Linked DNA regions of Homo sapiens: region 2 is linked to region 1. Evidence: read pairs that join two places in POLR2A ChIA-PET (ENCODE). Cell type or tissue: K562. All regions are shown on one strand. Each heading gives the region's core, and the rest is flanking DNA. Links, peaks and the distances in the headings are about the cores only. Region 1 overlaps GRB2 (growth factor receptor bound protein 2). Region 2 overlaps ARMC7 (armadillo repeat containing 7).

Evidence for each region. ChIA-PET counts read pairs that join two places held together with the same protein. Peaks named below come from ENCODE experiments on the same cell type or tissue, not always from the same donor. Only the 100,000 strongest peaks of a DNase experiment are listed, where the experiment ranks them.
Region 2: POLR2A ChIA-PET joins it to region 1 with 5 read pairs; 5 of 35 experiments call an interaction of 5 or more read pairs at or near these places.

The regions. Positions count from the first base shown.
Region 1 is chr17:75,316,012-75,320,392 of GRCh38, forward strand. It overlaps GRB2 (growth factor receptor bound protein 2), which reads right to left. Exons shown (of 6, transcript NM_002086.5): 6 at 2,065-4,381. The coding sequence ends at 4,357. Among named protein-coding and RNA genes, the nearest start is that of SLC25A19, 29 kb to the left of the region's middle. RefSeq lists enhancers at 1-133, 484-733, 3,742-3,881, 3,792-4,381. In K562, for the core only: no CTCF peak of the experiment used is centred there; a DNase peak (open chromatin) is centred at 1,880.
Region 2 is chr17:75,122,166-75,126,546 of GRCh38, forward strand. The region is part of intron 2 of ARMC7 (armadillo repeat containing 7); the gene reads left to right. Among named protein-coding and RNA genes, the nearest start is that of NT5C, 7.4 kb to the right of the region's middle. RefSeq lists an enhancer at 1,808-3,007. In K562, for the core only: no CTCF peak of the experiment used is centred there; a DNase peak (open chromatin) is centred at 2,356.

The sequences.
Region 1 (4,381 bases), core at 277-4,276:
ATTTTCCCATTAATTCTGAAACAGTCAGTCAAACGCGAGGGAGGGGACAAATTGAGCAAAAAGCCTCAAATGAGGCTAAATGAGTCACCACGCCCGGCCTTTTCAATTACATAGCTCCATTTTGTAAACTTCTGCTCAGCTTCAAGGAGGCCAGCCCAAGTGGACCACAGGACTAGCAGTCTTGACTCTTGCTGGGTCAAGATCCTTCCCACACATGACTGCTGCAGGGGAAGGTCAAAAACGTCCCAGGCCAGGCACAGCTCACGCCTGGATTTCCAGCACTTTGAAAGGCCAAGGGTGGGGGGATCTCTTGAGCCCAGGAGTCTGAGACCAGCCTGGGAAACACAGACCCCACTGTACAAAAAAAAATGAAATTAGCCAGGTGCAGTAGCGTATGCCTGTAGTCCCAGCTACTTGGGTGCAGTAGCGTATGCCTGTAGTCCCAGCTACTTGGGTGCAGTAGTGTATGCCTACAGTCCCAGCTACTTGGGAGGCTGAGGTGATCACTTGAGCCCAGGGGATTGAGTCTGCAGTGAGCTATGATTGCACCGTAGCACTCCAGCCTGGGTGGCAGATAAAGACCCTGTCACAAAACAAAACAACCCACAAGCCTCCCCTGCTCAGTGTGGCTACACCAAGAAGAATTCAAGTCGAGATTTCTTGGGTATTTTTTTTTTTTTTTTGAGAGAGGTCTGTCTCTCAGGCTGGAGTATAGTGGCATGACAGCTCACTGCAACCTCCACTTCAGCCTCCTGAGTAGCTGGGACCACAGGTGTGCATCACCACACTCAGCTAATTTTTGGTAGAGATGGGTTTCACTATGTTGCCCAGGCTGGTGTGGCATTCTTGAGCTCAAGCAATCCACCCGCCTCAGCCTCTCAAAGTGTTAGGATTACAGGCGTAAGCCACTGAGCCTGGCCCTTATTACCTTTATTTTTTATTTTATTTTATTTTTTTGAGAGGGAACCTAGCTCTGTCACCCAGGCTGGAGTGCAGTGGTGCAATCTCGGCTCACTGTAACCTCCACCTCCCGGGTTCAAGCGATTCTCCTGCCTCAGCCTCCCGAGTAGCTGGGACTACAGACACCTGCCACCACAGCTGGCTAATTTTTGTATTTTTAGTAGAGATGGGGTTTCACCATGTTGGCCAGGCTGGTCTTGAACTCCTGACCTTGTGATTCACCCGCTTCAGTCTCCCAAAGTGCTGGGATTACAGGTGTGAGCCACCCTGCCTGTCCCCTTTTTATTACTTTTTCGAGACAAGGTCTCACCCTGTTGCCCAGGCTGGAGTGCAGTGGTGCAACCACAGCTCACTGTAGTCTTGACCTCCTGGGCTCAAGTGATCCACCTCAGCCTCCCAAGTAATCCTCACTACAGGCGTGCGCCACTGCATCTGGCTAATTTGCTTTTTGTAGAGAGGCAGGGAGTCTCCCTATGCTGCCCAGACTGGCCTCAAAACTCCTGGGCTCAAGTGATCCCCCACCTTGGCCTCTCAAAGTGCTGGGATTACAGGCATGAGCTACCATGGCCAGACCTCATTTCTTTTTTGTTCAGTCTTCTTTGCCTCTGTAGCCAACGTGTGTGTAAATATGCCTAGTCTCACCCTAAAAGCAGCCTATTGAGCAAACAAGTATATTTCAGTTACTCAGCATATTAAAACCGTTTCTTCACAGGTGTTTCTGTCCTTCTTCTTGTTTAACACAGAAAACAGGAGAACCAAATAAGCCAAGCTCTTTATCTTCCCAAAGCCCTTGGTCTAGACCAGAGTTCCCAAAGCGTGGTCAGTGGTTTCTCTACATCAGAAACAGCGGGCGTGTCTGTGTCCTCAAAGGCAATGTCCGAGGATGTGGGGCGGGGTTTGCGATTCTGTATTGTTAACAGGCTCCCCAGGAGTTCCTGACAGCCAACTGCAGGCATCGCTCCCAGGAAGGCCTGTGAGCCCCACATGCTCCCCTAGGGGGATGTAAGCTGGGTGATCACGTCTGAAATAAGGACCCAAGATTCCTGACTCCCCGATGCGGTTTTTAAATTTTTAAGGCAGGCAAGGGGAAAAAAAGATACCAAGTGAAGAATTCATTGTGTATTTATTATTCACAGTTAATCACTACCTACCAAATGCTATCCGCAGAGTTAAAGGATTAAGTACATAGGTCTTTATTTAAACACTGATTTTTTTTTTAAATATATACACACAAAACTTAGTTCAGCAAGGCTTCATGATATACACCAATTCCAAAATAAAACAATCAAATGGTCCAGGTGTAGAATGCCAGATTCCTTTTATCATCTGCGAGGAAAAGAGAAGCAGGATGAGGAAGAGTGAGGGAAGGCGGGGACAGGCTCTGCCCAGAAGAGCTGCCGCCTCCTGGCACAGCAAACGCTCCAGGCCTGGGCCCTGTTCATATCTGGAGTCGGAGGGAGACTCCCATCGGCCGCTTTGGGACTGAAAGGCCCAAGGCTGTCACCAGCTCCCGGAAGAGAGGGAGGCAGTCTTGTTTTTGTCGTGGGAAGGGGTTTGGGTGGAGAAAAAGATTACAGGCACATCACCACAGGGGACCAGAAGTGGAGAGAAGACAGAGAGTTCTGCCGAGGCCTTGGTCTTCCTGTCTTTCCAATCTTGCCTTCCCCAACTCTCCCTGCTTCCTGGGACCATCGGTAGGGGTGGGGAGCAGCAGTCAACACAGCCCACTGGGAAGGGAGGCACAAGCAGCACTCCAGCTTCCCAGTGCTGCCCTCACACTCACCTGGACAGGTCAGGGGACACAGGATGAAAGCCATGGCCCAATCTAAGAGCAAGACAAGTGAAAAGTGAGTACTCTCACTGTGTACCCCAGCATAGGAATAGTGAAACCTGCTACAACTGGAGGCTGCGTTCCCATGACTTCCTCCTCCGCTCTCCTTGTCTGGGACTTGCTGGTTCCAGGGGTGCATATAGGGAGGGGGCGGGGGCCACAACCCCCGAGACGGTGAGGACAGGCTTCCGACCCCCCTGTAAGCCAGATCCAGTGGGATGTGGGAGAGCTGGGCGGTCACCTTCCCTCTTGCCCCGGTGGCCCATCACACTCACACTGCACCCTGGGCAAGCAGTTCCCTGAACCCCCAAGGGGCTCACAACCCTTAAAGCTGGAGCTTAAAGCCTCCTGGCTTAGTACAAGCAGGAGAACGCCTCACCTTCCACTCCTGCTTTGTCTCCTTTGCTCTACCCTGGCTCCCCTGCCCGGAGGGAAAAATATTTACACAGAGTAGGAGACAAATTGGCTGAAAAGCTCTGGACTGCCTTTAACTTATTTTAAAACAAAACAAATTAAAAAAAAAAAAAAAACACCACTCAGAAGCAACCCTTGAAATAAGGAAAAAGGCACTATGAAAAAACAACATGCTCGATAATCCCACTGGAAGGGCCAACAAAGTGGAAAGAGACAGGCTTTCAGGTGGGCTTTTTTTTTTTTTTTTTGAGACGGAATCTCGCTCTGTCACCCAGGCTGGAGTACAATGGCACGGTCCCGGCTCACTCAACCTCCACTTCCCAGGTTCAAGCGATTCTCCTGCCTCAGGCTCCCAAGTAGCTGGGACTACAGGTGCGTGCCACACCCGGCTAATTTCTTATTTTTAGTAGAGACGGGGTTTCACCATGTTGGCTAGGTTGGTCTCGAACTCCTGACCTTGTGATCCGCCCACCTTGGCCTCCCAAAGTGCTGGGATTACAGGCGTGAGCCACCGCGCCCAGCCCAGGTGGGCTTTCTCAGGAAGCCATGGAAGCAGAGACATGCTTTCCTTCTACCCTACTCTACTGTGAACTTGGACAAAATACACTGGGGGTCTGGGCTGGAAGGCAGATTCCTACAAGTCCCCTCCTCTGGAGGAAGCTAAACAGCAAAGGCATCGAGCGGCCCTGCCCGCTCCTTTTTGTGTGTATATACGAAGAACACAGGAACAGCTGTTCTTCTTTCAGTCATTCCAACTAAAACAGACATTTTGCATAGAGAGAATACCAGCCCACTTGGTTTCTTGTTTTTTATTATTGGCGTCAGCTAGGACTATACGTGGCCTTAAACGTCATGCACTGATGGACAGAAGAGAAAAAAGGATGAAAAAAAAGACAAAGGAGGGGAAAGAGGAGCAGCAGTGAAAATTTGTAATAAAAACTCTTCTTAATTTATAGGTAAGTTTTGGCATTTTTAAATCCAACGCCCCCTCCCACCCCCTAAAGTTCCAACCAAAGTGAGAGGGTCACAGGGTGACCCGGCCAGGTGTTCTGCACTCCCTCACAGGCTGCTGTCAGAGGCAGCTTGTGGGTTTAATTCTTTTGTATGTGTTTTACATTTTTCACTTTCTTTAAATAATTGCTTCTTGACTCTTAGACGTTCCGGTTCACGGGGGTG
Region 2 (4,381 bases), core at 250-4,249, 190 kb before region 1:
TACTAAAAATACAAAAGGAAATTAGTCGGGCATGTTGACGGGCGCCTGTAATCCCAGCTACTCGGGAGGCTGAGGCAGAGAACCCCGGAGGTGGAGGATGCAGTGAGCCGAGATTGCGCCACTGCACTCCAGCCTGGGCGACAGAGCAAAACTCCGTCTCAAAACAAAAACAAAAAAGAATAATATCTTTTAAAATTATTATTATTATTATTTTTGACGGGGTTTCACTCTTGTTGCCCAGGCTGGAGTGCAGTGGAGTGATCTCGGCTCACCGCAACCTCCGCCTCCTGGGTTCAAGCGATTCTCCTGCCTCAGCTTCTCGAGTAGCTGGGACTACGGGCGTGTGCCACCACGCCCAGCTAATTTTTTGTATTTTTAGTAGAGATGGGGTTTCACCATGTTGGCAAGGCTAGTCTTGAACTCCTGACCTCAGGTGATCCTCCTGCCTCACCACCCAAAGTGCTGGGATTACAGGAGTGAGCCACTGTGCCTGGCCCTGGCTTTTTTAATTTTTAAAAGAATATCTGTAGAGATAACGTTTTCCTATTTATTAAACACCTGCTAATGCGAGGCTGCTGATAGAGAATGAGACAAGGCAGAGTCCCCATTCTCACGGAGTTTATAGTTTAGTGGAGCAACAGCCAATATTTTGACAAATAACTACTGTAATGTCAGTAAGTGTGAAGGAAAGAAGCAAAGCCTGGTGAGGGGGGCGTGGTGGGGGGGCAGGTTAGGTGCTCACAGAAAGCTCTTAGAGGAGGTGGCGTCTTAGCGGGCCTATCTTATTGTATGTACAATCTGGTGTCCTTCTTCCCTCCTTCATCTTAAATTACAGGCATTTTCTAACATGAATTATTCTTTGGACACTTTTTTTTTTTTTTTTTAATTTTTGAGGTGAAGTCTCACTCTGTCGCCCAAGCTGGATTGCAGTGGCACGATCTCAGCTCACTGCAACCTCCACCTCCTGAGTTCAAGCAATTCTCTTGCCTCAGCCTCCCAAGTAGCTGGGACTACAGGGACACACCATCAGGCCCAGCTAATTTTTTTTTTTTTTTTTTTTACTTAGTAGAGACGGGGTTTCACTATGTTGGCTAGGCTGATCTTGAACTCCTGACCTTGTGATCCACCCGCCTCGGCCTCCCAAAGTGCTGGGATGACAGGCATGAGCCACCACACCTGGCCTTTGAAGACTTTTTTTTTTTTTTTGAGACCGAGTTTCGCTCTGTCGCCCAGGCTAGAGTGCAGCAGTGCGATCTCTGCTCACTGCAAGCTCCACCTCCCGGGTTCAGGCCATTCTCCTGCCTCAGCCTCCTGAGTAGCTGGGACTACAGGTGCCCACCACCGTGCCCGGCTAATTTTTTGTATTTTTAGTAGAGAGGGAGTTTCACCGTGTTAGCCAGGACGGTCTTGATCTCCTAATTTTGTGATCCACCGCGCCCAGCCTGAAGACATTATTTTTAAGAACTGTAAATATTGCCAGACACAATGGCTCACGCCTTTCATCCCAGTACTTTGGGAGGCCAAGGCATGAGGTTAGGAGTTCGAGATTAGCCTGGCCAACATGGTGAAACCCCCATCTCTACTAAAAATACAAAATTAGCTGGGCGTGGTGGTGCATGCCTGTAATCCCAGCTACTTGGGAGGCTGAGGCAGGAGAATTGCTTGAACCCGGGAGGCGGAGGTTGCAGTGAGCCGAGATCGTGCTACTGCACTCCAGCGTGGGCGACAAGAGCGAGGCTCATACTCAAAAAAAAAAGTACTGTATACTGTTTCATCATATGCATGTACCATAATTTAGCCATCTGGCTATTACCAAGCATTCTAGGAAGCTCCCAGTTTCCACGTTGCTCTTTTTCCATGGCCCTTCTCAGTTCTTCAGGGCAGGTTCACACAGGTAGACCCAGGGAGAAGCTCAAAGCAGCTGTTGCTGTGGCCTCTTGTGGGTCCTCTGGCGCCATCTTGGCTCATCTTTCTGCTCCAGCTCAGACTTCCTGCCCTGAAACTCTGTGCCCTTTTCTTTTCTGGCCCTCACCGCCTTCTTCATCTCTAAGGGACACTACCCGCTAGGCAGAGGAGCTTCAGGAGTTCCCTGCCACTGCGGAGAGGGTCCAAGCAGCTGGTGAGCTCTGGCAGGCACCCGGTCCATCCTTGGAGACTCCTAGGCCTCTGTGTGGGGAGGGAGGGAGAGGGTGGCTCTCCTGAGGCCTCCTCCTGCCCCCACCCTCTGGTTTTCCGCAGTCTGGGTGGCAGTGCCCTGCCCAGGCGCACCTGGGTGTGGTGATGACTCAGCTGCCAGGCAGTGACTCAGGCTTCATCTTATCACACTTTACACAGAGAGAAATCCCATCACCCCACCCGCAGTCCAGTGTGCACAGGAAGGCCGCTCCCGTCAGCTCGGGAGACATGCCGCGGGTGTGTCTGAGCAGAAGAGTCCGACCACAGCACTTCCACTGCCCCTGCTCCAGACTGAGCCTGGCATCTGCCCAAGGCTGGATTCGTTGTCCTTACTGCTTCCAGAGGGCCCCGCCATTTCCCATGGGAGGGCCGCCATTTCCCATGGGAGGGCCGAGGGGCAGAAGGCTCCCATCTCTTTAGCGTTTTGGGCAGCTCACTCAGTCTCTCATAGCCTTGACTTCTCCCATGGAAATGGGGGTGATGTTAGCACTTGTTTCTAGGGTTCAGTCATGTGTCCAGTGCGTGCTCAGTGAAGTGTCCACGGTTCTAGGAACTTGAGCCCTGCCTTATAGCTCCTGGTGGAAGGGACAGAGCAAGGACAAAAGGCAGCCTACAGAATGCCACAGCCACGCTAGGGGCCACCCTGTGCTTTAGCAAGTGCTGAAGTGGGACTGGCAAGGGAGGCTCCAAGGGCCCCATGGGGAGAGGCGCTCAGTCAGGGCCTGCTTGCCCTCTGCTGCTGCTACTCTTTCTCAGGACTCCAGAGAGGCCAAAGAGCTCCTTCCCTCCCTCAGATGTGTCCTGCCTGTGAGCTGCAGCCCAGATCTAAGAACTACAGAAGTCCAGGGTGGGCAGGATGTCAGGGAGCCACACTGTCCAGCCCCCTGACCATCTGCGGTTCTTTGAACCCTTTCCCCCCCGGGTCAGTGCTTAAAGGATCAGGTGATGAAGGGCTGCCCTGACATGGTAGAGCACCTAGTCGGGTATCCCAGGAAGACGCCACTTGCAAGGAGAGCAGTGGAGGGCTTGTTACCAGCAAGAGGGTGTCAGTGTGTGACAACTGGGGGCTGAAAGGTCTCAGGGATGGACTGAGGTTGGAGACTGCAATGAGTGCCAGGGAGAGGGAAGAACAGACAGGACGGCTCAGGGGTAAGGAGCACACGGACATCTGGAATTTACTCCACATGCAGTGGGATCCTTTAATAATGTTCCCCCAGCTGGGCACGGTGGCTCACACCCGTAATCCTAGCACTTTGGGAGGCCAAGATGGGTGGATCACCTGAGGTCAAGAGTTTAAGACCAGCCTGGCTAACATGGCGAAACCCTGTCTCTACTAAAAATACAAAAAAAAAATTAGCCAGGTGTGGTGGCATGTACCTGTAATCCCAGCTACTTGGGAGGCTGAGGCAAGAGAATCACTTGAACCTGGTGGGGCGGAGGTTGCAGTGAGCCGAGATCGCGCCACTTCACTCCAGCCTGGGTGAAAGAGTGAAACTCCATCTCAAAAATAAAAAAGGTTCCCTCAAAGCAGGACCAGCCTGACCCAGGTGCTGCTTGGGAGCAGGCAGCAGAGTGAAACCTTGGCAGACTCCTGCCCCAGTCAGTGGAGGAGGGTCCTTGGCGGGGGCACCATGGGCACCTGTCCCTCTGGCTGGGGAAGATGTCTTAGTTGGGTTTCAGGTTCAGGTAAGTCTTCTCTTTGTTAGTTTCCAGAAAAACAGGGGAAGTGGGTAGAGCTGTGGCCTTCACTGATTGGTCACTCAGGACACTGGGCATGTTTTGCAAATGAGCTGAGAGGTGGCTTCCTCCACTGAGCAGGAACCAAAGGGAGGGGTACCGTGATGACAGGAAGCTCAGGATGCACAGGAAGTCATCTTCCCGCAGGGAGCAGCCAGTGCTGAGCAGAGTGACCTCCAAAACAAGGTAGCATCTGTCCCCAAGGCTAAGAGGTCATTACATTGAGGGGGCCTGACTTGAGGGAATGGGAGTGGGATTCCAGCCACATTACCTGAGCACGTGAGTTCTTTGATCCAGAACCACTGATCTGTCACTGTTGCCTTTTCTGTTTTCCCCCAGAATCCTAGTAACGGTGACATGGAAATAACATTAAAATGCTCTATTCTCTTAATTACACTATATCTGTCAAATGGTACACTCCTTACCATTAATCTACAATCACTGCATAGCCATGAATGTGAATTTATTG